Regions from separate parts of the Mus musculus genome. Here region 2 is linked to region 1. Evidence: chromatin loops called from intact Hi-C (ENCODE). Cell type or tissue: left cerebral cortex. All regions are shown on one strand. Links, peaks and the distances in the headings refer to the core of each region. The heading gives the core; the rest is flanking DNA.

What was found. Peaks named below come from ENCODE experiments on the same cell type or tissue, not always from the same donor. Only the 100,000 strongest peaks of a DNase experiment are listed, where the experiment ranks them.
Region 2: it touches region 1 in a loop (8-fold over the local background); 34 of 42 quality-filtered maps call a loop at or near these places.

Annotation. Positions count from the first base shown.
Region 1 is chr1:106,535,533-106,551,754 of GRCm38, reverse strand. It overlaps Bcl2 (B cell leukemia/lymphoma 2), which reads left to right. Exons shown (of 2, transcript NM_009741.5): 2 at 8,357-13,579. The coding sequence ends at 8,491. Mir3473f (microRNA 3473f) reads left to right here and starts at 5,124; the gene lies at 5,124-5,259. In left cerebral cortex, for the core only: CTCF peaks have their summits at 6,728 (motif pointing left) and 8,835 (motif pointing left); DNase peaks (open chromatin) are centred at 6,718 and 8,834.
Region 2 is chr1:106,705,585-106,721,806 of GRCm38, reverse strand. It overlaps Bcl2 (B cell leukemia/lymphoma 2), which reads left to right and starts at 7,517. Exons shown (of 2, transcript NM_009741.5): 1 at 7,517-9,502. The coding sequence starts at 8,927. Kdsr (3-ketodihydrosphingosine reductase) reads left to right here. Exons shown (of 10, transcript NM_027534.2): 10 at 1-1,397. In left cerebral cortex, for the core only: CTCF peaks have their summits at 4,363 (motif pointing right), 5,665 (motif pointing right), 9,296 and 9,913; DNase peaks (open chromatin) are centred at 7,455, 7,687, 9,158, 9,768 and 3 more places; H3K4me3 peaks cover 3,952 bases; H3K27ac peaks cover 1,371 bases.

The DNA of each region.
Region 1 (16,222 bases), core at 2,614-10,613:
CTCCAACTCCTGACAACAATTCATCTGATTTCTGTCTCTAAAACGTACCCTTTGGGACATTTCCTATAAAAGGAATTATGCTGCACTTGAACCTTTATGTTAATCCTTTCATGTTTAGCTTTTGCTTCAAGGTTCACCCAGCATATAGTACATAGCAGAGCCTCATTCCTTTATGGATAAATAATATTGCAGTGTGTAGGCCCAGGATATTTTGTCTATTGATCAGTTAGCAGATAGCTGGACTATTTCTTCTCTTTGGCTATTTCAAATAATGCTGACGTGAATATTCATGTACAGTTTTTATATGAGCATATGCTTTCAATTATATTGATTATATACTAAACTCTTGGTTCATGCAGTAGCTCACTATTTAAAGATCCATCAAACTGTTTCCTTCCGTGGCTATTGCCTTTTATATTCCCAGTGCCACTGTGTTAAGGCTCCAACACTCTACACCCTCATCAACACTTGTTACTGTCCATTTTAGGAATTACAGTCATCTTAGGAGTTCTAAAGTGCCAGCTCACTATAGTTTCCACAGCAGTTCCCTAACAACTTATAATATTAAGTATATTTTCATGTTCTTATTGGTCACATCAGGGTCATTTAGTCCATTCAAAGTCTTTGCCTATTTTTCAGCTTGGCTAGCTATCTTTTTATGACCTAATTGTAGTAAGATTCATGCACATCATACTTTCTTAAATAGTACAATAACGTAAACTGATATTCTCCCCCAAATAATAACATGTTGTAAATCCAAAGCTAGAAATGATCGCATTCCAGGAAGGGCTCTGGCCAAAGCTGAATGCAGAAAGGGAAATGGAGAGCCTTTTCCAGGGCCACTAGGACGCAGGCTACAGTGGGCAGAGTGGGTGAAACACCCTAAAAAAGGCTACTCTGGTTTAAATGTAAAACAGCCCACAGAAACTCATTTGTTGGAGCATTTTGTCTCCAGTGGGTGGTGCTGTTTTGGGAGGTTGTAGAACCTTTAAGAGGTAGGGCTTATCAGGAGTGGAGACGGGCCTCCAGCCCACTCGGTGCCTTGCTCTGCCTCTTGCTCTGCCAGCCTGTTAGCAAGCAGCTTCACACTCCTGCCACCATGGCTTCCCTGTCATGATGGACAGCATTCCCCAACTCATGAGTCCAAAGAAATCCATTCTCTGTTCCAGTCAGGTAACTTAGCACACTAACAAGACAACTGGCACCAGTGCCTTCCACTGAGGCCCTGCAGCATGTTGTAAGTCTCCTGGCCAAGACTCTGCAGGGTCAGTAGGCCTACATGCACCAAAAGCTTTGAGTGGAAAGCTACCCTGAATTTTTAGAATATTACCAAAAAACTATACGATAGAGACAAATCATATTTAAAGTCTTCTTAGTGCCTTCCACAAAATCATGATTGGTGTCGAAATGAACAAGCAGGCTGACGATGAGATGCCAAGGCTGGGTACAGATGGAGCCTTCAGTCTCTTTTGTGATTAACTTGGTGAATGGAAGGACATAGCTGTAACTCTATACCCATTTCCATGTGTGCCTTTCATACCTCCCCATGCATGAGGGACCTGAACCACAGCTGGATGGGTTGTTCTTCCTGCAGCATCTGCAGAGCTGGTGCACATCACAAGCTTGTATCTGTGCTTCTCCCCGGGTCGTTTCTCACCCAGGCAAGTCAAGTGGTGGGTGAGCCAAGGAACCCTTCAAGTTCCTGCCCAGGGCTTTGGCCATGTCTGGGGTGTGAGACTCCTGTAGCAACTGGATATGTCTGAGAACACCCTTGGACCTGGTATCCTTTGACCAGCCTTTTGGCTGCATGATCTCTAGTACCTCACAGATACCTTTGTAAGTTACTTTCAAACTGTTCTGCTCAAGAAATGAGGTGGTCTTCACATTTCTCATCTTGTGCCCTCTTTGGCTCCTGAGATCCACCCGTTCATTTGCATCCTACCTAGATTTTCATAACAAAATATCTTCCAAACTTCTCTGGCCCAACCCATTGCAGGCAGTTTTATTGTTTTTTGTATTTGGGCTTTTCATCTCTTGTCATTTGTCCAGCAGGTTTCAAGTTACAACCAAATGATGCTTAGATTAGGTTTCCTTGTATGCATGTCTTTGGCCTATGCTTCAAAGAGCCCTGCCTTCCAGGCCCAGAGCCTCTCCAAGATTGAGTTGCATTGACTGAGCAGTGGCGACTCTGAGGAAGAAGAGTGGCACTTCTCATGCCTCGCCAATGCGTTCCTCTACCGCCTGAGGCCAGGCAGCTGTGTGGACTTCAGCTCGGTGTTCACACGCTGTTTTTTTCCTTTCCTTTTCCCTCAGACCTGAATTCAGTATTTTGGGAGAATAGGGAAGGCTCAAGAAGCAAAGTCACAGGGAAGCAAGCCACTGACAAAGCTAGCCTTTTCTTCAGAGGGAACCCTCAGGGCCCAGTTAGCACATGTGGCTGCAGAGGAAATCCTGCTCAGCCAAACGATAAGAAGGAAATGGAGTCACTTCCTCACCAGATGCTTCACTCAGGTAGAAAAAAAGCCTCCACTTCCTTGTGAGTGCCTGCTTCTGCTTCCGCTCAGAGCCAAACCTGATGTCAAAACAATCACGGCTTCCTTGTCCTCAGGGAGCACTTCCGGACTCTACCAATCGATGACTTGTGTTCTTGCTGTCATCTTTATCCCTTCTCTCACTGGCATCCTCTTGAGCCCAACAGTTTAATATCAGCAAATAGTCAATGTTGGATTTGCATGTCTCCTAAGATTCAGAAGCGCCAGGCTTCTATATGTCTGCCTGAATGTCCAGAAATAGCCTAGTTTTATGTAGCAAAGACCTCAATGGCCTGGATTGTTGTGCATTTGTAGAGAGAATCTTATAAGTATGTCTTTCCAGTGTGGGTAAGACACTACAGGTGTCCCCAATGGAGGGCAAGTTGTCAAACGCTACCCTGGATACCTGCCTCGCAGAGGTTCACAGGGAATGAAGGAGGAAGTGATATCATGCTTAGCAACCATGCAGCACAGAAGCTGACCAGAGAGTAGATGATGTGCAGTGCCCTTGTGAGCTGGCTGAGCCCCTCCTATGGGAAGGAACTGGAGGTGACTGCAAAGACCAGCAAGTTGGCCTTCACATGTTCTTTCTCTTAAAGATGCCCATTAGATTGGATTTGGAAGTCTTGCTATATAATTAAAGAAATCAGTTTCTTCCACTAATGTGTGTATGTCAAATGGCTAGTGGGTGACAGACCACCAGGGATCCAGAGAGAAATAAAATAAAAACCCGCAGCCCCAAATGCTAATGGTTGGATGAGACAGTCATGGAAATAGATGATATTTATGCCATAGGGGACAAGGAACTCCTTCAGCTTAGTGTTGAAAATGTCTTTTCTGGGTCTCTGAATGAGCAAGTGTTTGCTGAAAAGCAGAAGGAACTGAGAAACAGCGGCCTGGGCCAGAGCCTAGACACTGGACGTGAAGAATCTGATCTTAGAAAATCAGCACGGAGGTGAGGGGTTTGTAACTAGATGGCTCATTCTGGCTACAGGAAGCAACTGTTTAATGTGGAGCCCAAGGCTGGAGGCAGAGGACGTGGATTGGAAGCCACAACAGACTTATGAGAGGCAGTGATGGAGACAGAAGTTTGTGTTGGTGGCCATCAGTGTTGAGGCCATCAGCCCTCCCTCCCAGGCCTTTCCCCTGCATTGGTAACTAACTTCACCTCCAGCTCCCACCACATGAAGCCTATCTCTGCTTGAGAGCCCACTTCACCCATGTGCAATGGGTTGGAAGTGCTATGGTACTGACCCCTGTGTAACGCAGGCACAGTCTGCATGTTCTGCACACCAAGGAGCTACGGCTCAAATTCCCAGCTCACTGGTCCACACTGGTTCCTAGGTCTCTCCAGCAGGGTTAATCCCTAAAAGGATGGAGCCTTTCTTGTTGGAAGAGGAGCTTCTAACTTGGCCGTTTTCCCTACTCTTACATCCTCCTCAGTTACAGTGTCCTGGGCTCAGCTCCCAGGTAGACTGCTTACACTCAGTTTTTGGCTTTGAGTTTGTTACGGGGAAACCCAAGCTAACATGTGGCATGTGCACCATGATGGCAGGAAGAGGGAACGACTTCATGGAGGGAACAATGGTAGACTGCAACTGTGGAGGTTAAAGAGATGACTCAGTTAGCACAGTGCTAGCTCCACATGCAAGAGGGCCTGAATCATTAGCATCCACATAAAACCTAGGATGACCTCAAGTGCCTGTAATCCCAGCAGAGGAAGCAGAGACAAAGAGTTCCTGGAGCTCAATGCTTATCCAGGAAAAAATTAGGCAGAAAACAACTGAAGAAAACACCCAATGTTAACTTCTGGCTTTCACATGGTTGTGTGTGTGTGTGTGTGTGTGTGTGTGTGTGTGTGTGTGTACATACATGCACACCCTAGATGAACATACACATATAACACACACAAGAAAGCAACTGGAATAGAAGCTGACAGCTTGGATGAGAATAGAGAAATATATAATGACTTCAGAGACTTCATCACAGACGTGGTATTTAAGATGGGAACAGGAAGAAGATTGACAAAGAGGGACAGTAAGCTGGGCAGAAGCCAGACATATCTAGACCATCTTAGGAAGAGGTGCCCATGAAAGGTACAGCAAGGAAATTCTCCAGGAAGCAAGAGGAGCCCCAAAGAATGAGGAGCATGAATGATTTGAGTGGTCAAAGACCTTTGTGCAATGCTACCTGACAATCATGCTGGCAATTAGCCACATAGCAGGTGAGGCTGCCATGAGGTGGCCTCAGAGGCATAGGTGGAAATAAGCAAGATGACAGTAAAAGGAAGGTAACAAGAACCAAAGAGAGGAACTGGTGGCGTCTGGAAGGGAAAAGAAAGCAGGTAGGGTAGATCATGTGCCACCCAGACAGTGTGAGAAAATCAGAATGTCTGTATACTAGGGAAAGGGGGCAGAAGACAGGGCGAAGCTGACATAGCGCTGCAGAGTGGGGACAGCTTGTGGAGGAAGATCCCAGAAGCCACAGAAAACAATAGAATCCTCCTGGAGGGTGGGGATGAGTTCCCAGGAGCTGGATTTGCAGGCAGTTATTTGCTGCCTGACTTAAGTAACGGGACTTGAACTTGGGTCCTCTGCTAGAGCAGCATATGCCCCAACCACTGAGCCATCTCTCCAGCCCCTTTGTTGTTTTCAATACATAAAATAAGCAAATAGGACTGGAGAGATGGCTCAGCGGTTAAGAGCACTGACTGCTCTTCCAGAGGTCTTGAGTTCAAATCTCAGCAACCACATGGTGGCTCACAACCATCTGTAATGAGATCTATTGCCTTCTTCTGGTGTGTCTGAAGACAGCTACAGTGTACTTATATATAATAAAATAAGCAAATAAGCACTTCAAATGGATCTCATGCTTGAACGAATAATGACTGGATGTTCAAATAACTTCAGAGATCTCCCTTACTGGGATGTATGAGAAAGCAAGATTCTCTCTAGAAATGGCTCTTCAGAGGTTCGGTTCAGAGCTCGCAGGGTTCCCTTGCGATTTGGAATTACAGAGGACAGGGCTTTGGGGCCTTGGGCAATCTGCAGGGATTAAATGATTCACCACTGCCCTGTCCTGCAAACCAATGGACTAGTCATCAACACAGGACAAGCAGATATAGCTACTCCCACTTCCGTCTTCAGAACTAAAGCTGGCTCCCTAGGGAGCTGGAGCAAATGGGCATTACCAGAGGAGGGCACAGGCAGGTGGATCTGTGCAGAGCTACCAAAGGGCAAGATGGAGGACAGGCAACAGGACACATTGCTATCACTGTGTTTGTTCCCTTCGGGACCACACTAACAGAGGGACTGCAAGGAACATAGGCTACTCTTTACAGCTACCGATTGTGCGACCATGGGGAGGGGGGTAAATAAGGTTCAGGGTTGGATAATTTGTTTAAGGACACAAACTAAAAAAATTTCAAAGCTGAGGGGTCATGCAGATCCTTCAGCAAGTTTAGAGGTCTTTCAAGACCCTTGGGGCTTCAAATCCTCACTCACACACCCCACTCTTTCAGCCAGGAGGTATTAATCTAGCTCCTCTGACTCTCAGAAAGCTGTTTTTCTTTACAATAATGTAAATGGCCCTTGGGATGCTGTCTGAGACTGTTGGTGAGAAAGGGTGAAGGCATAAAGGGACTACCCAGCTCCAGGAAGGGAAGGGTCTGGGGGAGACATTTCTTCAGTCCCCTAGCTCTATGTACTAAGCAACCTGGAGAAAAAAACTACTCTCCCCACCCCCCAGACTTGTCTCTGCTTCTGCCACTTTCTCAGGAGGACTAGGAAGGTCACATGACCAAGGGCTTAATTTGTTTTAGATTTTGCCACAGAAAACTGATGGAATTCAAGAAACAGCCTGACCCTCTCAGTGGAAAGCTTGAGATCAAAGATGCCCTGAAAAACTAGGGTATCTTTGACTGGGCCTTTAGGGGCTCACGCACTCTTGGATATGGAAAAGATGGGAGAAGACCACTGGATGTGGCAGCTGTCTTTCTTCTACCTGTCAGGTGGTCCTCCCTCAAGCACAGGGAAGGCTACTTCTTCAGAGCTCATCAAGGTGGAACCTCATCTGTGACGAAGAGAACTGTGCATATATTTCATTTGTACCCTTTGCTGTCTTTTCTGGAACTCAATTTTAGACATCCCCCAACAATAGATACATAAAAAGAAATCATCTGCGCCCCCTCCTGGCAAAAGTTAATCTAGCCCCACCAGAGCTACCCAACGTTTGCCTAGGGCCAGCAACTCCGTCCATTGCTAATGTGGCCAACATCATTGATGTTCACCTAGGCTGCTTGTTCTTTTGTGGCCCTTGGTCTAAGGGTGTCCTGTAAAGTAGACCTTCTCAGCCTCCGTGTCATTGGTGTCTGGATCTGAGTCATCCTTCCTAGTAGAAGCTACTCATACCTTATGGGATGGTGACACTCCTGAAGCTACCCACTGAAGCCAATAACTCATTCGCCTCAAATAATGAGGACCAGATATTTTCAAACATCCCTAGGGGACAAGATGGTCCTTCATCTGAACCAGGGCCTTAAGCCATTGCCACTTTGCAAACAGTGCTTTGGGTCAGAAGGCTGTCACGAGGGGGCAAGGGCAGTTCAGGACAATCCCTCCATAATTATTGGTAATTATTGGTATTAACGGTGTTGATGCATTGGCAGTAGATTTCTGGGAACTTATTCTTTTAAAATATGAATGGATAAACACCTTATACACAAAAGAATATCTTAATATTGCTTTAATTCTGCATGAAACATAAAATGTTGTTTATAGGATCGGGTACAGGATACTATGCATTCACGAAGAAGAGCCATGTGAATAGATATTTAGCAACGTGAGCAGCTCCTTCAGTTGTGCATTTAGCCTCCCCTTTAAGACTTCTTCAGAATCCTCTGAGGCAGTTCCATATAGAAGGAATAGATTAATAAGCACACAGAGAAAGTAGGGCAAACTCAAAACAGTGTGAGGGCTGAGAAAATGGCTCGGCTGGTCAAGGACTTACTTCGCAAGCATGAAGATATGCTTTTAATTCCCTGCATTGTGTGAAAAGCTAGGTGTGGTGGCACCCAGCCAGAATCCCAGTGCCAGAGAGCACAAAGCAAAGTAAAGGGCATTGGCTCGTTTCTGGGTTCGAATCCTGGCTCTACCACTTCCTGCCCATATTCTTTAACTCCTAACAACCCCCTACTCAGTGAATCCCTACAAGTGAGCTAGATTGGCTCTCTCCATCAAAACTGCAGCCTGTAATCTGGGCAGTTATGCCTGGCTCTTCTCCCTCACAACTGCCCTGTAACTTGACTGGCAGCCCATTACAACAGGCAGGTGAGATTGCCATCTTCTAAACAGGAAGAACGAAAATGATTTTGTAAGATCGGTATGAAAAATAAGATAATGTATGTTAGGTGTCTAGTACAGTCCCTAGGATACAGCAAGCTCACAATAAAAAGGAAATGTGTGAGAGACATTGACTGAACTGTGCTTTATTGTATTTATGAATGGCTGTGCAAGCAAAAAAAAAAATTGCAAAACCGCCAATTTTCTTGTCTTTACTGACTTATCCTGAACACTTTCCTATCCATTGCCTTCCATGATATCTCTTGGGGTGAGCCCTGTTTCACAAGTGCTTTGTACAATAAGAGCTTCTAGTCCACTTTTTGTCATTGCCTCCAAAGAGTAGGTTTGCATTCCCCTCTGAGGTCTGAAGTTACCTGGCATGCAGGGGCACAGGGTACCGTGCCTCTGCCCTGCTAGTAGGGAGGCCATGATATCTCTTGGTGGCTAACAGTCTTTCTTTGTCCTTCTTTCTCTTTCCCTCTGCAGGATGCCTTTGTGGAACTATATGGCCCCAGCATGCGACCTCTGTTTGATTTCTCCTGGCTGTCTCTGAAGACCCTGCTCAGCCTGGCCCTGGTCGGGGCCTGCATCACTCTGGGTGCATACCTGGGCCACAAGTGAGGTCGACAAACCTGCCCCAAACAAATATGCAAAAGGTTCACTAAAGCAGTAGAAATTATATGCATTATCAATGATGTACCATGAAACAAAGTTGTGATCTTTTTTTAAAGCAGAACACACACACACACACACACACACACACACACACACACACACACACACACACACATTCAGGCAAATGGTCGAATCAGCTATTTACTGCCAAAGGGAAATATCATTTATTTTTTACATTATTTAGGAAAAAAAAGATTTATTTATTTAAGACAGTTCCACCGAAACTCCAGGCTTTGAAAACCGAACCAGGAATTGCCAAGAAACGTGTGGCTCCACCTGCTGGCCTGTGCCTGTGGTCATGGATCTGTTTTCAATATTGGCCAAACTGGCCCACCATCTAAAGAGCAAGTGGCACAGGACCCTGACGGCTGGGGAAGCCTGCAGTCTGGCTGCTAGAAGCTTTGAAGAAGGCTTCAATGTGATCTCTATATACTGGCCCTGGGGGCCAGGATGCTAGAAGGAGCAGGTGCCTACAAGAAAGCCTGGTCTTCCATGGACTGGAGAAGGGACTTTTGTATATGACTCACATGGTACATACCCAGTCAGAGGACAAAGGCTGGAAACTTCAGATGAACTTGGTACCCACTGAGACTTCCCTGCTGAAAGACAGTGGTGGGAAAATGCCCTTAATCATAGGAAATTATTTTTTTAAGCTACCAATTGTGCCGAGAAGCATTTTAGCAGTTTATACAATATCATCCAGTACCTTAAGCCCTGACTGTAGATAATCATATATTTTGGATACGCACACCCCCTCCTCCAATACTCACTCTGTCTGAGGAGGAAACAAAGGCTTCTGGATTCCAGGAAGTGGATGTGTGACGACTTCTTCAGCATCAGGAAGAATGGGGTCACCTAGCGCTTCAGGCAGCCACAAGTGCCTGCTTTATGGAGACCAACATCTGCAGAACCTCCCTGTGGCTCAGCAACTTGGCCTGGGCAGCCTGCCCTGAGTGTGGCCCTCACCAGCCTCCTCACCGGGTTTGGAACAGAGCAGCTGGTCTCTGAGCTCAGACTTACCCAGTAAGAAAGAGCAATATAATAGAGACTCACCAGGGTCTGCTACCCTCAGGCCCTCCAGGCTGGGCCTGTCTGGAGCAGGAGAACTGCTCTTTCTAAGACACTTGCCACTGTAGAGAGGAGAACGCAGGTAGTGCCCATCCTGCCTGAGGGCATAGTGAAGGCAGGAAGACCACCACACAGAAGAAGAAGCCCGGCGGAGCTTTAGGTGGCCACAGGTACCTGCTGGCAGTGCTGTCACATTTAAGGCAAGGCTTTAAGTTACTTTGGCCAAAAATCCTAAGGAGGCAGTGAAGCGAGGCTCACGGAGTCGATGACCCGTGTCTATGGATTTACATGTAAAACATTATCTTGTAGTTTGGTTCTATTTGAAAATCTGACAGAGAGAGAGAATAAAAAGTTTCAGGAATGTATGGAATGTGGAGATTATCTATACATCCTGGGGCCAAAAAAAAAAAAAAAAAAAAAAAAAGATGGTATATTATGGAGGAATAACAAAAGAAGTGATGAAATTTCCAGCTAATGAAAGGGGAACCACTTTTTCCCCAAGTTCAGAATTAGCATGGGGGTATTTGTGGAATTACCTTTGGGGCATTATCACACCCTGTACCATTCATCTGTATTAACGTTGGAATGTACTTCACTCAATGTTTATTGCTGTGGTTGATATTTCAAAAGCTGCTTTCAAAAAGAATCCATGCATCTCAGCATTGTTTAAATTGTATTTAGTTATGACCTCTAGAATGTTTGTTAGTCACACAAACAGAAAAAGATACTTTTTCCATTTGAGGTATTTGTCTCTTGATTCTTCAAAAGCATTTCTGAAAAGGTGGGAACAGCTTTAGAGAGATGCGAGGAACCGATGGAGCTGGGCTTGCCTGTTCCCTCCGCTGTGCTGTTGGAGCCTACCCCTCTGCCGGGACAGACCCTGGGATTGCTTATCATGATGGATATAGCTGTTGCCCACTCGACCTTGTTTCTTCCAGGTTTACTTGTCCCTGGACGATTCAGCATTTAACTCAAGTTACCTAGGATTTCATGCATGTTTGGTTAAACCCATGATGTTCATTCACTTAGAAATCCAGATGGGAAGCAGAGCAAGGGGTTAGGACCTGGCTCTAGCAGCTGGGCCTTCAGAGGGTTGCTTTGTGTGGCCTGTTGGGCATAGATGTGTCAGGACTCCTCTTATCCCCTGTCCCCCAGGCCTGCCTCCCTGTGCAGAGAGAGAGAGAACAAGGGAGAGAGCAGGAGAGCCAGAACTCCCCAGTAGGTCTCAGAGAACAGGATGATCAGAACTTTTCAAGTTATTCTAGTTTTTAAGCGAAATATTATCCTGTGAAAGGTTTACATTCTCCACGCGATGAATATGGAATAAGAAACCCTGTGCTGCTATCCTGCCAAGATCATTGTAATGGAGGAGTCGGTTTGCAGTACACACCAAGTGACCGGCTCCTTCAAGCTGCTTCTTGAAGTAACGATGAAGAACACAGACATTTATTTTAAATATAAAACCTGTTTCTCTTTTGTTTTTGTTGCTATTGTTCAAACTTGGATTTGTAGAGTATTTGAAAAAAATGTATATACATTTAAAAGAAGAAGCAGCAGCAGCTCATAGGAGTCCTTCAGGTGTGGGATTTTGTTTTCTGATTTGAATGGCAAATTCTCCAAGTCCCTGGACCCTAGAACTGGACAGTATTGTGGCTGCATTTGCTCTAAAAGTAGTTGGTGATGCAATTTTTTTTCTTGTTAAAAACATGTTAGAAGCAAAGAGTATACATAGAATCTGACTTGACTAGCCTTTTTCTTCCTCTTTTTTTTTAATAACCTCAATTATTTTGCAATCAGACAACAGAGAGCCATCTGCATGTAGTTCATATTTCAGAAGGGCTTCACACCCAAATCTCACCTCCTCTGTAAGCTTTGAAATCTCTCCATCAATCAAAGCCAAGCAGACGTAGAAGTGGGCTGAGAGACTCAGAGAGAGCCATCGAGAAGAGCAGCCCAATGCCCTCCAGAGCCCCAGTACCCGCCCAGGCTCTCTGAGAGATGGCAAAAAAAACAGAGAGGTTGATCTTCAGTGATTCCTCAGGGCCTGAACTTGCGTGAAGGCTTGAGATGTCCATGAGAGCCACAGTTAAGGGAGCACTTTCATGTAGTTCAAGTAAAACCCTCCATCCTGTCCAGCTCGCTTGTCTCTGGATGTTTGGGTGTGGCCTTTATTCATACATACATACATTTTTTCCACAGGCATATTCTTATTTATTACATCTAAGAGCATTGCTGGGTCTAGGAAAGGGGGAAGCAGGGTTTAGGAAGTGCTCATAAGCCAGGAGGGATTATAATAATCAGGACTGAATGTAGATAATGGGTGGCAGTACCCACATGTGTAGGTCCCACACTGAATAGAATAGGCAGAATTGTGAATAGCCCGTGTTTGTAATGGAGCCTAGACTAAAACAACTCATAAATGTGAGCTTCAACTCTAACTGTGCTTTGAAGGTGATGGGTGTCTCTATACTTCCTTATCAGTTACAGTTAGAAATGTACACCTACCCTATCAGGAAAAAATAACAGGAAAAGGTTGAAATATAAGCCAGTCTAAGGAAATTAGGGAGCCACTAAAGTTCTCTTCTGAGCTTATACTATGGTCTCTATTGCAGCTCAGACAAATATGATCACACACTTTTTAAGAAATACAATTCTCCATTGTCGGGCCCATGAAGGCTCTGATCTGATCTGTATTGTTGCCCAATTTGGGTCTTTCAGGGATTTTTCTATGCCATTATTATAGGGACAAAGGACACTTGTTATGAGGTGGGAGAGATGAAGAATTCTTACATGAGTAGAACATTTCCTAGATTGGGCCAGGGTGTGAAGGTCTTCAGCAAAATCAAGGCTGTGAGAAGTGAGGGACCTTTATGGGGGTCAAAGTTATGTTCGCCTGAGGACTTTTTGCAAGAAGCAAGGAAGCTCTATGGTACATTTATACTCCAGGGACATTGACCTAGTTCAAAGTCTGGCTTAATATGGTCAAGCAATAGCATATGTTTCAAGTTGGATATGGCTAATGAGTGTTTAAACAGTAAGTTTGACATTTTAACCAACAGGGTATTTAAACAACAACTTTCCAGTTGGTAGGGACATCTGTTTCTCTCTGTTTATTATACACAACATAGAAAAAATTCAATAAGATTGAATTAAGTAAAACATTGTGAGACTGAGTTAGGTAAACGATTGTGGCAGTCCCTTAGCCTTGGCCAGGGAATTATTCAATCCGCTATAGACATCTGTGCACTGTGCATCTCTCCAGGCATGAAGAAAACCAGGTAGAGGGCAGATGGCACCTGAGCACTTCATCCTGGATATCTAAGAAGAATAACATAAAGCCAGTGTTCCATGCACCAAGTCCAGTACAGAAGACAAAAAGAGTCACAGAAGATGGAAAAGCTAGCTAATCAGAAATCCTGGGAATGTTAAGTGTGCCGGCCATGTGGCTATGCGGCAATGCCTGTACCTTCCCACTTGGGAACCTGCAGTGGGCCCTCCAGCTGGCTCCCTTCATGAAATCCTCCCCTCCGAGATAACATCTGAAGGATTGATGGCAGATTCAGTTTCCATTAGGAGATATTTTCCTTTGGAGACAGGGGTTCTCTATTAAAATATCTTCTTAGGTTTTCAGCTAAACTTTGCTTTGGCTTCAGCTATAGTGGGGTTCTTTCTAAGTAAAGTAATGTTCAAATAAGTGTTTTGTATTGGAAGCTTTGTTATCAAGATTTTCATACTTATATCCATGGGCTGCTTTTAAGGTTGATACTTTTAGGCGTGGCTGATGCCTATAGCACTGTACATACAAGAAATATATAAGTGTATTTGGCATACTTAAGGTAAAATAAGTCTCCAGTTGGCTACTGTTACATATAATGGCTCTTTGTTTGTGTTGTTAGAAAACATTACATTGCCATTAACTCCCCATGTCTGTCTGAAAAAATAAAATAAAATACAGTGAGCAGCACCAGTTGTCCTCTGGAACTGTTTATAACACGCTAACATGGTTGTGCTGACTATTCGTCATTATCAAAGAAACCTTTGGAAAGCCTCCCTAACAAGCTACTAAGACCATCATGAGCACATTCTAATGAAGGCCTGGGAGACAAGGCATGAATTACATTGCCTGAGAGAATTCATATTGCTATTTGGTGAGTTATTTCATATGGATGGAGATCTCAGCCTTCATTCCTGTTACTGTAATATGATATTCTGACAGAAAGCAACTTAGGAGAGAAAGGCTTGAAGGTCACAATTCCAAGTTATAATCCAAGATAGCAGAGAAAAGTCAAGGCCACAAGAACTTAAAACAGCTAGTCACATCCCATCCACAACCAAGGGCAGGAGACTGGATATGCGCATGCTTGTACTTAGCTCAATTTTTTTTCACACTTACACAGTTCAGGACCATCTGCCTAGGGAATGGTGCATCCTACAATGAGCTGGGTCTCCCAGCATCAAATAATTTAAGATAATCCCTCATAGACATGTCCATAGACCAACCCATTATAGATAGTCCCTCGGAGACTTCCCAGTTGATTCTGGATTGTGCCAAGCTGACAATCAAAGCTAACCACCAACATTTCAGTATGAAATGCTATATGAAAAGGTGAGAAGCTGAAGGCTTCTTTTGAAGCTAAGATTATAAGACAACCAAAATGAACACTTGCTTTGGAGTGTATATACTCTTAAGTTATAAGACACTCAATATTATGTTTCAGTTCTGATATTCTAAGCCTCAATCACACAAGTCTCTGCCCTTCAACTTGATTCAAAGGCCTGTGATAGTAACATCTGTCTGTTTAACATCCTCTGGATATAAAACCATGTAAATACTGCCAGCTGTTCTGATACCTCAGAAGGTAGACATTGGCCTCTTTTATTCTATAGGAGACGACTGAGATGCAGAAGGTGAAAAGCATGCTCATGTTCTCAGTGACCACAAGGCAGGATCCTGATTCTATTCATACCTGCTGGGGGCCTCAACTCCATCCTTTCTTCCTTTCCAATTAACTGATCTCCACACAGAGCCATGATATGGCAAGGCCCAACTTTGAGATGTTTACAGGAATTGTCACACCATGGCTTTTCTTCATAAAAGTATCTCCCCAACAATAGCCCCAAGGCCAGACAGGTTCTCACCCACCTCCCCACCCTCAATCTTCAGCCACTCAGGAGACATGCCATTCATCTGCTCTCCTTTAACCCTCCCCTGAGGTGCCCCACACCATTCCAGGCAGGCACCTTTTATGCACAGCTACCCAACTACAGGTCACAAACCTTCAGATTTTTCCTGTAGAAATCTTGGTATTGATCAATTTAAGCTTATCAATTGTAAGGTATACCATACTAGTGTTTGGGCTCAAACTCAGGACAATTGGCTAACAGAGGTGCCCACTAACATATTAAATCTGATGCTTGTCCCAGCATCCCTCAGTCTCTTATCACCTTCAGTGCACACCTGGCTGGCATAACCCACCCCCTACCCTGAACTCCCCAACCCAGGTATGACCTGGGCTTCGCTCCTGCAGCTCTTCTAGCCTCTATATAATGCAGACATTTTGGCTATGCTTAGTGTCTTGGCTGCCCCTCTTGGCTAACAACTCGCCTCTCTCTCCTCTCCCCTGACCCCTCTCTCCTCTCTTCCCTCTCCCCTCCTCCTGTCTTCCCTTCCATCTCCTCAGGGTCAGGTCCACTCTGGCCTCTCCCAGATATTCCTGCCTCTGGCCATGCTCGCCCTCATATCTACAGTAAATCGTCCCCTCCACCATGCTCAACCGTGTAATTACCTTTTTCAGTTTTGCTTTTTTCATTCAATGAGGATATACTGACTTTGAAGAGAAAAGGAAGGAAATATAAATCTTCTAGGCATAAAAATTTATTTATTTTGTCTTGTTTTCTTGCACATTATGTTGAATATCACTTTACTGTGGTATGTAGATTCTACTGTATATAATTTTAAAGTGATAGAACAAATATATTTTAAAATGTCTGGGTAAGGTTTGTGTTAGTATATGTCAAAAATTCAATTTTAAAATGGCCTCCCAGAGAATCAGCCAACTCAGTGATTCTCTCTTTAAATTTATTTTTATTATTACAGTTTACGAATGATGGGGGTGGTATGTGTGTGTCCTAGTGGATATGGACGTCAGAGGATAATTTCTCGGATTAAGTTCTCTCCTTTCTTGAGTAAATTATTTCCAGGAACCAACCTCACATGGTCAGCTTGTGAGTTTGTCCGCTGAGCTATCTCACTAAACCAATTCATCAAATCTCTTGAGAAAAGGAAAGATAGATGGCTGGAATGTGGGTGACAGGGTTTTGGTGGTGTTTGTGTGTTTGTGTTTTTTCTTTGTTTTGTGTCTGTTTATTTTTAGACACAGCTTCACCATCTGTTTTATTTATTTGTTTATTCTGCACTGTATGTATCTGGGTGTTTTGCTTTACATGTATGTCTGTGCACCAGCATGTCTGGTAGCCACAGAAGCAGGCATTGGGTCATCTGGAACTGTAGTCACAGATGGTTATGAGCCATGTGGGTACTGGGAATCAAATCCATCACCTCTGGAAGATTATCCAGTGCTCTGAACCACTGAGCCACCTCTCTATGGT
Region 2 (16,222 bases), core at 3,343-11,342, 170 kb before region 1:
CTTTAGTAATTTATACAGTTTAGACTGTTGTTGTGGTCTCTCTCTGTATAATGTAGTGGTGTGTATTTATCTAGATCTGTTAAATCATATAATTGATTCCTGAAAGCAGAATCTTTAAGATGACTTTCTGTTAGATGATGAGAACATTTCTATACCATTTGCTCTACTCAAAGAATCCTATGCATTTGTCCTTGTAGAAGGCTGTACAATGAATTATGTTGTGGTACATAAGTTTATTATATTGTATTCTAATTGAAATGTGTCTTGCTGAAGACCACAGTTAATATTCATACTTTTGCTAGAAGATGCTTTGTGTCTTTCTTATCACCCTTAGTCCTTAGGACCCCAGCTCAGAAGGCCCCTGCTGACTGTTACCCTCTAGTTCCGGACTGGGTCTTGCTGTTCTGATCTTTCTGGGTTAATGGAGGCCTATGGGTTTGATTTTCGAAAATGAGAGAGTTGCCATTATATTTTATACTTATTTGTGGTGTGAACTCTTAAGGCGTTTTGACACATGTTAGGACAGGGTTTCTACCTTAGAAGCTTTTGTGGCGGTACTGTATGGTAGCACTGCTGTAATGTGATTTTCATATCTTGTATTTCTGAATTACACATACAGACTAGGGAACAAGCTTTACTGATCTGAAAATTTATTTTTCTAGATATTTGTCATTTTAAAGATACTTAATCAAGCTACAAAAGTCTTTTATAGCATTGTCTCTATTTGGCTTCCTAGACATTTCATAAGGCCTGATTTTTATTATTTTTAGGAAGTAATATTTTTACAATATATACTTAGGAATCTGAACATTCATTTCAAGTATGCTCTGTCTGTATGAGTAAAAGAAGCCTAAGAAATATAGAATATAATAAAGCTTTTTGAACAGTTACATTTCATATGCAAATAGATTTTCTGACCCTTATTCCTGCTTATTTTGTGAGCTGTGTCTACATTTTGATAACAAGAAGTAGGTGAGAGAACACCTTGGTTTCTTGTAAGCAGAAATGTTTGCTCATCCTGAGGAGATGTTTCTTAAAACACATTTTTCACCATAGGTCTTCCTTTGCTGCTTGTCTGCACTCTTAGGGGAAATGCTCGGACATCTCACTACAACATAGACGGCTACTTGTAAGGTTTTCATAGAGCTCATTTCTTAGGTTGACAATTTCTCATTTCCTGTTTGCTGAGAGTTTTTTATTAATAGGTCTCTGTTAAATTTTATTGTATGTTTTCTGCAGCTCTATGTTGATTATATGATTTTGTTTATACCTTTAAATTGCTTTTATTCATTGTACTCAATGGTGAGTTTTATAAAGACATTTCATTAAGTAGATCATTTTGGAAGCATCTTGAATTGCAAGCCAAACTTTTCTTTAAATTTGAAAATTTTATATTCAAATGGCATATGATATCGCTTCTCTGATTTGTATGTTTGGGTGTTTAAAAGAAAAGTTATTTCTTTTCACTCTACTAATGAGCTTATTAACCCCCATTTTTCCTCATTTTACATATATTGCTTGAGTTTCTGTGATGAGCCTCCTAGGCGGGCTTGGGGTGGGGGTAAACTTCTCCCTCCTGATGACTGCAAGCCTTGCACTTCCTCTCCACTCTCCACCCCTTTGTTGTCTTTGCTGGAGCCCCGTATGTATTCCCTCCACTCGCAGCCCCCTGCATCCACCCACGTCTTTGGCTGGAGACCTTTGAGTTTTATAACACAAATATGTGAATGCCAAGTGTTTTTGTAGGCAAGGAGTGTATTAAAGATGTCTGTTCCCTCAGGTGGTCTGCAATCTAGCAGAGAACAGCCAGAAAGTGTACTGTGATTGACAGGAGGTGTGATTAAGCTATGTGAACAAATTCAGAACAGATAGGTTCAAGGCACTGTTGAGCACTTTGTGTGTTTTAACTCAGTGGAAGTATACATGCACAGGATGGGTATCGGTCATTACACCTCTGCTTAGAAATGAGGGAGCAGGCACCGAGAGGCAGAGATGTTCACTAACCAGCTCAAGGTCACAGCTGTCAGTTCCATGGGGCCAGATTCCACCTGAGGCTTCTGTTTCGGTTTTTGTTTCATTTGTTTGTTTTTGTTTGTTTGCTTGTTTGTTTGTTTGTTTGTTTGTTTTTCACTTCTTAGCCTCCAAAACTAACTACATCTAAGCTGTCTGGGTGGAGTATGGAGGTTTCCTGGAGAAGTCAGGGCTGGTTTCACACAAGTGTTTGAGCTGAAGCTTAAGGAACTGATCGGAATTTCCAAGGGAGAAAGTTAGGTGTGTTTAGAGAGAGGAACAGATGTGGGGGCAAAAGATGCTAAGAAGACATTTCGGACACAGCTCAGTGTTGAGCTCTTGCCTGGCATGTGACAAGTTTGATCCCCTTTACTGCCAAAGGAAAATTAAGGACAAAGAAAAACAAGAAAGCCATCAAATGTTTGCACAGCTCTGGGAAGGGCAAGTGGGAGGGAAGGGAGGCAGGCTTGGGCAGCTCGAGTCATAAGGATGAGACGCCAGCTTTTGAACTCTATTGAGCAGAGAAGAAATAGCAAGATTTGAGTTTGAGAAGGGTGTGGTATCCCTTGGAATTCAATTTTAATGTTGCCTAGGCTGTAGGGATATTGCAGCAAACAATCTTCATGTGTTTGAGAGGCACCCCATTAAAGACATACGGCTGGTAGGGATGTCACCTCAAAAGATGCTGAAGTTCTTGGACTTTGGAATAGGGTTGGTATTGGTGTCCTCATTAGCCTTAAACAGAACGGCCAATGACCTTAAAAGAATAGGAGAAAAGGAAGCTACACAGGAAGAATGAATATCTGAATAGGAGCCGAGGTAGGGAGGAGTGACAGCAGAAATGGGAGTGGGGGAACATCAGTGGCATCAGTCTGCCACCAGCTAACTGAGAAGAGACAAAGAAAGACTTCAGCCTTGAACATCCCTTGCTGCCTATGAACTTCCCCCTTCCATAGCACAGGAGTACTCTGACCTGTTCTAATTCACATACTTTGTGGTGTCTGGACACAAGCATGCTAATGTTGCTGTTTAACTATTTTGATTTGTAGTTAGTATCAGGAGACGCTGTGAGGTCTGCTAAATAGCAGATGAGTGTAGTCACGGAGAGGAATGTAAATTCTTCTCTGCCCCCTTGCTATGGGTGATGGCTTCCCACGTGTTTGTTCAATGGCTTCAGTTGCTATCCAGAAATGAGCAGGCTTTGAAAACTGTCAGACAAGTTCCTCTCCTTGTCCTACTTCACCTTAAACGCCATTCATTTGAAAGGCAGGAAAAAGTCAGTTCTCTCTGTTTTCTTTTGTAAACCAAAAGTGAGCACCGTTTCTGCGTTGACACTCCGGCACTGGGCATTGAACCCAAAGCCTCACACAGGCCGGGCCACTCTCACCCCAGGCCCTTGCTTGTGCACTGTTAACTTTGCACTTCAGTGTGGCTGATTTTTCATTCATGCCTAGTGGTAGAGGTTGTGGCTTCTTACTCTAATGGGTTTTGTGAGGCTTAGGATCCACCATAAACTAGTCAGGTGAGTTTCTAGGTTAGGTTAAGACTTACTTGTTTTTGATCTGGTGGAAGTGTTGCCCAGTTATGACAAGTATGGCTGGATAGCACAGAAAGACGAAAATAATGTGACCGGTCTTGGGAAGAAAGGTCTGAGCCTGAATGTCCTAAGAGCACTGCCAGTAGGGCTTTTGCAGTGTTCGTCCACCAATGCCTACACGCAGCTCTGTACAGGAGCCCATGGTGCCCACATAGTAGGCTCACATAGTAGGGCCTACATAGTAGGGCTCATGCAGTGTTTGTCCACCAATGCCTACACGCAGCTCTGTACAGGAGCCCATGGTGCCCACATAGTAGGCTCACATAGTAGGGCCTACATAGTAGGGCTTATGCAGTGTTCGTCCACCAGTGCCTACACACAGCTCTGTACAGGAGCCCATGGTGCCCACATAGGACCTGAGAAATCAAAAGCCAGTGCTTTGGCTTACACCTAGGCCTGTGAAATGTTCATTTTGTAAATAGTTCGTTTTATTCAGGTTACATGGAGTAACAGTCTCGGCGCCCCTCCCCCTCTTCATATTGTTTACAGATTTATTTCTGCTCCATCTGCTTACAGCTTTTAACCTGAAATAACCCAGAGTTTCTTTTAAAATGTGTCTTTCTATCATTTTTTTCCCTCAGTGAAGGGTCTTTTCCCTCATTTCAGTTAAAAATTCCAGAGATGGAAGGATTTGATATCCATACTTAACACGAACCAGTTCTATGTTCATTTTAGAATATTCTTCATTTTCATAAACTTGGGAAACTTTCACATTGATTTTCAAGAGAACTTCCCGAATAATGCTGCAAAGCACCAACCAGCAGGTGGCGGACCTCACAAGGAAAGCTTTCTGTTCAGCAGAGGATGAAGGGCCTTTCAGACCCTTGTTATGTCGGCTTTCTCTGTGGCTGGCCCTTTTCCCTTCTGGCTGGATGCTACCCACCAGAGGCACCAAAGGCTGGCCCCTGGACTCGGTAGAGGTAGAAGCCACCTTGGGAAGTGAAAGGCCACCGTACATTGGTCCAGAAGTTATTTGTCCCCAAGCCAAGTTGGTCAGGGCCAAGATGCCACAGAAGGGTCTGGGAAGACCCTTAAGGAAAAATGAGGGAGCATTTCTGTGTCTGGAAGTAGGGAATGCTTCCATCCTGGCTGTTCCTATTGCAGAAGGACACCGTGACTCCTGCCCACCCCATTCCTGCCCTCTTGTTTCTCCAGCCCAGTGCAGGGCATTAAACATGCAAAGTCTTTGGATTCCTCTGAAGTAATGTGGGAGGTTAAGACATGGTCCTAGGAGGATCCCTGAGCGGTCTTTTTACCATCAGTGCTAGTTCCATTTCTGTGAACACATACCTCAGTGCCTCCCCCCAGTGCAGGCCACCTCTCCAGCACTCTCAGTGCCATCAGAGAGCTGTGAAGGAGAGGTTCCCTTCATCCCTTTAGTAACAGACTCCTAGGAAGGCACCCATTCTCACAGGACAGAGAGTGGTCTCATGGCTAACAGGGTGAGAAGAAGTAAAAAAGCAAAAAAAAAAGTACTGTGTGTGTGTGTGTGTGTGTGTGTGTGTGTGTGTGCGCGCGCGCGCGCGTGCATGTGTGCATATATATTAATAGATGCTTTTTGTAGCTCAGTTGTACAATACTTGCCTAGTGTGCATAAAGCCCTAATTTCAATCCCGGACACCACACAAATGGGTCATTATGCATGCCTATGATCCTGGCACTCTGGAAATAGAGGCTGGAAAATCATTACATTTATCCTTTGTTACACAGCAAATTGAAGGCCACCCTGGGCTACATGAGACCCTGCCTCAAATAAATAAAGGTGGAAGGGGAGAATGGCTCCACGGTGCTGTCCAATGACAATCCATGCCATGGCATGTACTCCACCAACCCACACCATGTACACACAAAATACACCCTTTTAAACTTGGAATGAGGTAAAGATAGTGACTGAATGTGCTGTTCCCACAGTAATCCAGCAAGCCTGTGGGACTTGTCCACCCTGCACATGTGCTCTGTTCTTAAGCCCGATGTGGCAACCTGCTAGCCTGTGAACGAACAGCTTACTTATTTACTTATTAATTTAATGTATGTGAGTACACTGTCACTGTCTTCAGACACACCAGAAGAGGGCATCAGATCCCATTACAGATGGCTGTGAGCCACTATGTGGTTGCTGACACTTGAACTCAGGACCTTCGGAAGAACAGTCGGTGTTCTTAACCGCTGAGCCATCTCACCAACCACGAGTTTTCATTAGTATTTTAATTTGTAATTAATATCCTGGAGACTGTTGGGAGTTGCCACTCTTCACCCAAGGGTAGCATATTGGTACTACTCACTACTTAGGAGTCAATATATGTCTCAGTAATCTCTCTGGCTGCTGAGAGCTGATAACATAGTTATCACATAGCACAGTTTTTCTTGGTGTTTTATGTATCTATCTCTCAGCTTGATTGTTTCTGTCTGGGTTCATACAAGTGACAGTGGCACTGTGTGTCTGTGGGTACATAGACACATTATCTGTATGGCTGCATCTTCTGAAGCCGTCTCAGGTTGCATGCTGGTCAGAGCTGAGGATATCCAAAACCGTACCTATGCCGTGTTAGGGTCATGGCCTTGAAAGGTGGCAGGTATCACTCCCTGAGGTCCAGCCCCAGCCCAGTGCTGGGAGCGTTAGGAGCAGAGGAAAAACTGTCCCTGAAACTCAAACTTCTGCTGTTCTCTTCTCCTCTCTTCACTGGCCCACTGCGAGTTAGGTCTGGCCTTGGTCACCAAGTTGGGTATGCCTGGATAGAGGCTAAAAGCGCCTGGGTGCTCATGTGGTATCTGCTTGGACACCTCCAAAGTAACTCCGCATACCACTTTGACTATTCTTTAACAAGCCAAGAGCATCAGCGACTGCCATCAGTCTGCCACTGTCTGACTAAGAAGAGATGAGGAAAGACCAGCCTCTGAGGCACATCCCTTGCTGGTTGTGGACATCACATCATGCTCTTCAGAGCAGAGGAGTACTCAGACCTGTTCTAAGTTACACAGCTTGTGGTGTCTGGACAAAAGGGCCTAGAAACAAGCATGCTAACGTTGTTATTCTAAGTATTTTCATTTGTAATTAATATCCTGGAGACTGTGTTGGGAGTTGCCTCTCTTCACCCAAGGGTAGCATATTGGTACTACTCACTACTTAGGAGTCAATATATGTCTCGGTAATCTCTCTGGCTGCTGAGAGCTGATAACATAGTGTTTGGGGGTTCACATGGTTAGCTGAGGGTCTGTTTGATTTTATACACTATATGTGGTTGTATACACTACACTGTTTAAAGGGTCCACATGATTGTAGATACACTGCACTACACACACACACACACACAGAGCGACTGTGTACACACTTTATGTGTGGTTAGAAAGGGTCCATTGGATTGTGCACATTCCATGCACGCGGTTAGAAAGGGTCCATGTGACCTGCACATGCTACATAGAAAAAGTCCATGCGGTCGTGCACACTGTACACGTTGAAAAAGATCCATGCAATTGTGCCCATCCTGTTAGAAAAGATCCAGGTGCCTCGCCACAGCCTGGCCCTGGCTATAGGCACGTCCAGCCAGCAGCCAGCCCCGCAGGCCCGAGGAGGCCCCTCACACGCCCACTGAGCCACTGCCGCCCGGGAGGCCCGCGCCACCCACGGTCCGGGGCCCAGCGTAGCCCGCGGGTGGCCGCCACCCAGGCCAGCGGCCGCGGCCGGGCGCGCGCTCCCCGGGGCGGCCGCGGCGCCTTTAACCCGGGCGGCTGGCGGGCGGCGGGAGGAGGCGGCGGGCGGGCGCTCAGAGGAGGGCTTTCTTTCTTCTTTTTTTTGAATGAACGGTGACGTACGTACAGGAAACCAGGCGCTCCGGCGGAGAATGAAGTAAGAGGCCGGGCCCCCCGCCCCGCGCCCGCCCCCTTCCTCCCCGGCCCGTCCTCCCGCCCCGCGTCCGGGTCCCCGCCGAGCCGCCGCCGCCAACACCGAGGTGCCCAGGCCCTCCCCAGCCGCAGCCGTCACCGTGGAACGGGCTGCGCGGCGCAAGCACGAGGAGGCGGCCGCCAGCGCCGCCCGCAGCGGAGGAGGAGAAAGGGTGCGCAGCCCGGAGGCGGGGTGCGCCGGTGGGGTGCAGCGGAAGAGGGGACCAGGGGGGGACTTCGTAGCAGTCATCCTTTTTAGGAAAAAGAGGGGGGGCAAACCCTCCCCCACCACCTCCTTCTCCCGCAGCGCACCACACACAGTGCGCGGGCTGCTCCTTGGGCACCCGCGGCCCCAGCGCGTCCGTGCCTGCATTTAGCAAGCTGCTTTTTTTCCCGTTTCGGAAAGCGCGTTGGCCCTTCGGAGTTTAATCAGAAGAGGATTCCGGTCCCGGTCCCCCAGCTCCTCCATCGTCCCCTTGGCGTGTCTCTCTGCCCTGGAGGTCTGAAGCGGTCCGGTGGATACGGATCCATGCCTGCGCTCCAGCGTGTGTGTGCAAGTGTAAATTGCCGAGAAGAAGGGAGAATCACAGGACTTCTGCAAATGCTGGACTGAAAAATTGTAATTCATCTGCCGCCGCCGCCGCTGCCTTTTTGCCCCGCTGCGGTGCTCTTGAGATCTCTGGTTGGGATTCCTACGGATTGACATTCTCAGTGAAGCCGGAGTGTGAGGACCCAATCTGGAAACCCTCCTGATTTTTCCTCCACCTAGCCCCCAGACCCCAACTCCCGATTCATTGCAAGTTGTAAAGAAGCTTATACAAGGAGACTTCTGAAGATCGATGGTGTGGTTGCCTTATGTATTTGTTTGGGTTTTACCAAAAAAGGGTAAACTTGACAGAAGATCATGCCGTCCTTAGAAAATACAGTAAGTTCTTTGCACAGGAATTTTGTTTAATATAACTTTCCATGGACGCGTTTGAAATATTTTTTTACTTCAAGTGCATTCAAGCAAATTTCATTTCCAGACAGTTTAATGCATTTTTAAACGTGTAACTTGTAGCGGATATACCTTTCTTACCCTAAATATATAAAGGAAAACACACCTGATTTTAACTTCCTAGGTCGTCCCGCCTCTTCACCTTTCAGCATTGCGGAGGAAGTAGACTGATATTAACAAAGCTTAATAAATAATGTACCTCATGAAATAAAAAGCAGAAAGGAATTTGAATAAAAATTTCCTGCATCTCATGCCAACGGGGAAACACCAGAATCAAGTGTTCGGTGTAACTAAAGACACCCCTTCATCCAAGAATGCAAAGCACATCCAATAAAAGAGCTGGATTATAACTATTCTTTTTTTTTTTTTTTTCTTTCGGGGCCGTGGGGCGGGAGTCGGGACTTGAAGTGCCATTGGTACCTGCAGCTTCTTTTCGGGGAAGGATGGCGCAAGCCGGGAGAACAGGGTATGATAACCGGGAGATCGTGATGAAGTACATACATTATAAGCTGTCACAGAGGGGCTACGAGTGGGATGCTGGAGATGCGGACGCGGCGCCCCTGGGGGCTGCCCCCACCCCTGGCATCTTCTCCTTCCAGCCTGAGAGCAACCCAATGCCCGCTGTGCACCGGGACATGGCTGCCAGGACGTCTCCTCTCAGGCCCCTCGTTGCCACCGCTGGGCCTGCGCTCAGCCCTGTGCCACCTGTGGTCCATCTGACCCTCCGCCGGGCTGGGGATGACTTCTCTCGTCGCTACCGTCGTGACTTCGCAGAGATGTCCAGTCAGCTGCACCTGACGCCCTTCACCGCGAGGGGACGCTTTGCCACGGTGGTGGAGGAACTCTTCAGGGATGGGGTGAACTGGGGGAGGATTGTGGCCTTCTTTGAGTTCGGTGGGGTCATGTGTGTGGAGAGCGTCAACAGGGAGATGTCACCCCTGGTGGACAACATCGCCCTGTGGATGACTGAGTACCTGAACCGGCATCTGCACACCTGGATCCAGGATAACGGAGGCTGGGTAGGTGCATGTCTGGTTGAATGAGTCTGGGCTTTGATCTCAAGGCCAAGATGCGCAGGTTGGGGTGTGAGTGGATTCTGGGTCAAAATGGGCCATTGAGCAGATGAAATAAAGTCGAGTTTGTAGCTTTGCTCCCCTGACCTCTCACTCTCTTCCTCTGGGTACATCACACCCTGCCAACACTGTGTTAACTCCTGCCCGCTGGCTGTGAGGGAGCAAGAATCCAGCATTTTTGATCCAGTAGGATCTGGAGATAATAGCATCCCTCCAGTAACTCTCAGAGTTAGTTCGTCTGAGTAGCTTGCTGCAGATGTTCTGGGTCCTGTGTAAGCACCAGACCTCCAACACTCCCTCTTGACCTATGCATCTTTAGCTCCTCTGGTGGACTAACAAACTTTAAAAGGTCCATCTAGACATGCAGGCTCCACCAGAGGACGCAGGCAAACCTTTTCTAACTCACTTGGGAACATTTTCCCAAAGAAAAACAACACGGCTCCTTTTCCTGGAAATCATAGCTAAGCTTGTAAAAAAAAAAAAAAAAAAAAAAAAAAAAAGGTAAGCTTAGGTAGGTATTCGTGGATGTTTGTGGAATCCAGTCTGTCTATGCCATAGTCCCCAGTGGGCATGGTGGGTGTGCACCCTAAACATGTCCGTCAACGAATATGCGATGATTTAGAAGTCTGCATCCACTGTATGTCTTACTTTTCTCTACCTGCATTCTACATAGTTTTGCGATCTCTACTGCTGAATGGACTTGCATCTAGGGTGCCTATGAAAGGGGTAATGGAGTCCACTTAGCTGTGGCGTCTCCAGCCCTGACAAGTTAAAATGATTCGTATCCACAACACTGGTGAGCATCTATGGGGTGATAGTTTTCTGGGATCTTGGGAGGTTCAGCTTCCATATTTTACCGTGTGATTTAAGCTTTTCTCTGGTTCTTTAAGGGCAGAGAGCAGACTTAAGACTTGCTATAGCTAAAACAATTAAGTTATGTGAAAGCAATCATTATTGTCTGACATTTTTTAAAAGACCTTGTTTTAATGAAAAGGGTTTTCATTTTAGTCCTGCCTTGGTAGTATAAAGAGAACGAATATATATGTGAGTGTGTGTGTGTGTGTGTGTGTGTGTGTGTGTATATATATATATGTATATATATATATACACATATACATATACATATATATTATATCTTAACAGGAACAAAAAGTCTGTAACTGACTGAACGTGAACCAAATATCTAGAAGCACATTCTGTTTTTACTACAGTTTGCAAGATATGCTAATATTCATAGGCCCTGAAAAAGCCAAGAAAAATAGATGATTGATGTGAACATCTGATCTTATTTGACCAAAGTTGACAAAATATTGGTGGCACTGTTCGATGTTTAAAAGTAAAATTAACTCAAATATCAGAGTTTTTAAGTGCTTGAAATTCACATGCTCTTTGTGAATTGCTTGTTTGTTGACATCCCACAGGATCAGTCTGTTAGCAATTCTGGAAGACTTGGCGGAAGGAGAGAAGCTATTTTGTAAGATGTTTAGTTAAGTAGGTGGTTTGATATTTTAGCCACTGTATTCAGAGAGATGGGAACTTCGGGCTCTAGAAGAATCATTTTAAAGTCAAAATAAAACTGATTTAGGTTTATTATTTCATATTTTTATTAACAGTGTTTCTTTCTATTTGAAAGAAATCCACAGCAGTGAATGTGTGATATTGACTATCAGGTTAATAAAAAGATGGGAAACAGGGCTTCAGATACAAACTGACCTTTGGTGCCGACTCGCAACGTGTTAACACGTCAGACAGCCGAGGTTTCTCTTTAAATGGAGAGTCTCTTTTCTTCTCTGTTCACCATCAAGGTTTTGTTGCAGGGCCTATCTTTGTGGTCAACAGGTATCTGAGGTTGATAAATGCACAGGCTTCGTGTTATGAAGCCAAACCACAATGGCATATTGGAAGAGATGATAAAAACTTAAAAAAAAAAAAAAGACAAAGCCTCTTATAGTACATGTAAGTCATACAGAACAACACATAAATGAATGATGGAGAAAACGTCTAATAGTTTTCAGAAAAACACATAAATGGATGGCTATGCAGAAAAAGAAAGCCCATTGACAAGAGTATGTGTCAGAAAATGGAATCAAATGTGATCACTTGGGAATAAAAGTGGTAGTATTTGAGAATTCTTATGATTGGTCTATATCAGCCTATGGTTTCAAGTGTCTTATTAATGTAAATGTTTGTTTTAGGCACTTGGCATATAGCTTTCCCTTTAATTTTAGTTGGTCGGGATTTCATCTCTAACATGATGCATACTGCGGTGACATTTTAATAACCACAGCTACGTTTCAGCTGAGAGCTTCTTGACATGAGATAATAATGGGAATGGTGGACATAATTTCCCATGGTTAGTGGAGCAGCTTGACTGTAGACCTACTGAGAACACTTGGAGCTTTACACTGGAAATCACTTTTTGTTTTCTGCTCCAAAGTCAGAGTGCTCCAAGCCTGGGGAAGACATTGTTCCATGTTTCATTCCAGAGAAAACAGTCCTTGGAAGGACCAGCTTCTGATAGAGGGTTCTGCAAGTTAAATAAAGAGGTAATTGGGTTTAAAGTAGAGTATGACTTGGCCCCACGTCTGAATTGAGGGCTTTGTGCCATCTAGAGAAAGGCAAGGAAGAGAGAGTAGGGAGACAGCAGTCATTCTAGAAAAATATCTGAAGCCTTACAGATCAGTAGCATGGGTGTCACGGGGACCTTCCTGAGCAGAGAATCCCAGGCTTCACTCTGGTACCACTGAGTCACAATCTTTGGTTTGTATGTACAGTAAAATCTAAGGGTGCTGGCTGCCGCTTAATCCTTTCTAGATATGGGCGGCTTCTTGTTTGTTTTGTTGTGTTTGGTTTTTGAAGGGTGACATGGCTTCTCTTGACCTTAGTGGGCTCCCGGTTGAGAATGTTACCTGGAATCCTGTCTCTCAGGCATCCACTACAGCACTCTTACCCCCAACAGGAGTAGAGAACGAAGGCAAGAGAGAAGTTAAATAAGCCCAGTCATACTCCTCTCAGGGATGCTTCTCTCGGTGGTTATGGAGTTTGCATAGGCAGTATTGAGGCCATTAAAGTGTCATAGGTTTCCCTCATCAGCTAAAGGGAAGCTCATGTCTCTGTACCCAGTAGAGGTCAGCTCCCTTTGTCTCAGGTAGTTAGCTAGCAAGTAGATTTCCCCTCTGGATATAGTTTGCATTACCACTCTCATGTCAGTGGATGAACTACATGAAAGAGCATCATTTTTCCAGTGGCCAGTATCAGCAGCCATGGCCAATTTTGGCAGCAAACTGATAGTTTTAAAAATAGCATTGTGATGATCCAGTCTTAAATAATACATTCCCTGATGAACTTTCCTTGGGAAACTGTGTATCTCTGTCTGCTAGGAATCTCATGACCACTTTCAATAATTTATTTTGTAAGGAAAAAAACCGTGTTATTGGTCTTCAAGTTCTTAGTCATGTGCTGTTGACTGTCTTCCTGGAACTTCATACAAGTCTAGATCCCTCCGTTTTCCTTTCTGGGCTGAAGTTTTTGTGGCTGTTTAACATCCACTGAAAGATTTCTGTGTCCTGTTCCTTTTAGTTGTGTTTTCTAAAAAGAGCAGCCTGTTCATTTTAGCAACCCTTGATTGAACTGGTACATGTCATATTGTTTAAAGGCCGTAGACCACACATACCTACTACATAGCAGAAATCCACTGAGGGGGAAAAGAAAACAAACCAAAATCTTGCCCTTTCCCCCCTGTTCTCCTTGTCTTCATCTTGTTTCGTATCTCAGATGGATGATAACTGCATGCAAGCAACAACATGGCTGGGTCTTTGAGTGCATTGCAGTAGGGGTGTCTCCTCATGGTGCACCATCTCACGTGCTTTAAGGATACTCACTGTGTTCATAGCAGGTTGGCAAAGGAGGACATTTGTACAAGAAAACAACACAGTCTTTGTTGTGTACAAGCACAAAGTCCCCCCCCCCTCCGAGGTGTATTGTATGTGAGAGTCAAAGGTTCTGCTAAACCTTTTTAAGGTAATCTGATATCCCCTTTTCCAGGTACAGCAATGACCTTTCATAAAGACCACTCTGAGTTTATCTTCCTATGAAGTATGTCTTTCACTCTTCTTGGTTTAATTCAGACACACACTTAATGTCTGAGCAGGTTAATCATTCAAGGACTGAGTTTCCAGCAGAACAACATGGCAAGTTTCACATGTGCCAGGCCCTGAATTAGGTTGGGGACATGGGAAGAAAAGCTCTCCCGCAGCCTGGAGAGATCACAGGCTGTGATCCTTGGTGTCTTAGTGTGGTACCCAGGAGCTGAGCAATCGAGATCCTGGCCTTAGAAAGAAAAACACAAGAAGTATGTTGTTTTGCATGTGCTTCAGTCTTAAGGTTATTTCTAGCCATATGGTTGTTCGAGTGTGCATTAGGGCTCATTTAAATAAGGGGCTAAATGCAGGTAATAATTAAAAAAAATAACTACTTAACATAGACATAGGATTAACAGAACTGAAAGGTGGGGGGGAGTTCCCTATTTAAATAGTAATCAACTAAACACTGTTTTTCACATTGAGTAGACTTAATAAACACTAATCTACAGTTTTAAAAGAATTTCATTAAAGGGTTATTAAAGAAAGACAATCAAGGCTTGCACTAATTAGAACACAGTAACTTGAAGTCGTGCCTTAAATAATTCCTTCTCATACTCAGAAAGATGCAAGTATGCTTTGAGCCAGACAAGAGACTCCCTCCACCCCCACCTTAGAGAGGAAGAAAAAGCTTCTCTTTTGCTTCGGTTTCAGTCCTGGTACTTTTCTTTTATCAGATGTTTCTCTTCTGAAATGTGATTCACAATTTACAGGGATCTATACTATACTCTCACTGTGTTCCTAAGCAACAGTGTATGGTACCCGTGGGCCTCTTCCTTTAAATGCAGACGGGGAAAGTTTTAAAATTAAACAGTTCTTTTCCTTCTAACAAGGTCTTCTTGCAGGTGGCTGTTTGATAGGAGCCAGTGGTACAGTGCCAGCATTGGCCTCTGGTGAGCATGAGGCTTTCATGATTTTAATGATGGTTTCTCTCCCTAAGGCTTTGTAGATTCTCTCATTGGCACCCTGAGTTAGCTCCTTGTCACCATGCAACAGTTGAGGGGTAGGATTCACATGGAAAGCTTGGCATTTCATCTAGATTCTTCCAGGAGGTAGAAAGACGTGAGATTCTGCTAAAATATAGCTTTCCAGACTCGGATCTTCCCACAGGCAGAAAGGCAGATAAAAGTTCTGTTGGCAGGTGCTGCCCCTTGACTTCAGAGATGATAAATCCCAACCCCTCGAAGAGGACAGTATCAGCTGGCCTAGTTGGTTTTTTTTTCCCCCTTGCAGGGATCCCTGCAATTTGTGCTTCCAGCAGGCAAATGCCTTGACTAAGGTAACTAAGATAACCTAGTGTAAGGACCTCTTCCCCAACCCCACCCATCAGCATGCTTGAAAGGGCATCTCGATGACATGCTGGTGTAGCCACTCTGGGTTACATCTTGGCTAGTTTTCTTGGGTGATGCAGCTCATCTCATAAGAGGCTAACCATGAAACTGAACACACCCTCTTTTACACGTCATCTGTGAACATGAACTTCGACAGCAAACCATTAGGCAACCTTACATTTCTGTCTGGCTGTTTGTTTTGTGTTCAGGATTTTCGGGGCTAGAGACCATTCTCTTTCTAGTTCATAACCTGCTTTCTGGGATTTCGGCATCATGACTCAGAAGCTTATGACCCGCTCTACTCTGCTCTTTATTACATCTCCTGAAAACAAATGGAGAGCCCACTGTGTCAAGAGAAACTTGAATTTTTCAAGGGAGATCTTTTTTTTTCCATTGAGACCAATATGTCTTCTCTTATGACAGTTCCAATTGTGTATTTCTCCGTTTTAAGCTATCAAGAAGACAGCTCAGCTGTAAAGAATAATGGGCCGTTTACAGGTGTTAATATGTAGTGCCCCAAACAAGGGGTTTGAGTTGCAGGTTGGGTTTTGCTCTCTTTTCAGCTCTCTGTAGTATACAGCTAAGACATCTGCTTTGCGGCATGGTGAATTTTATATCTATGTTATTAAGTCTGAAGTTGAATCGCAGCCAACCCTTCCCCTCTCTGCTGCATCTGAAATTTCCAAGGTGAGAGGACAAATGCTTAGGCCTCTTGATTAGTACAGTGCTTTTGTAGGATATAGTACATATCCGTATTACAGTTAGGATAGAAATAAAATCAATCTGAGTAATGTCATCAGCTGGACATGTCGAGTCACATCTCGGGGTAAGGAGAGAGAGTTCCACGCAGGACGGCAGCTCTGGCACCTCTATGTTTACAGCTCCAAGGCTAGCACCTAGCCTCTTCCTCTTTGCATTCTTGCCAGTGTCCTTTTTTTTTTTTTTCCCATTGAGGACAGAGGTTTGAGAGTATTTTACAACAAAATTACAAGTATATAGAGGCAGAGCCACTTACTAAACATTGAAACAGTAGCACAAGAGTAAGATTATCCAAGGAAGCATTAAGAAAAATGAACATTAACTCAAGATCCCAGGATCTAGAACAATGGTGGGCTCGGATGGGTTCAAAGGATCTTGTTATTTAGGGAAATACACACACTAAGTTTTTTGTTCACAGAGGAAAACATTTATTAGAA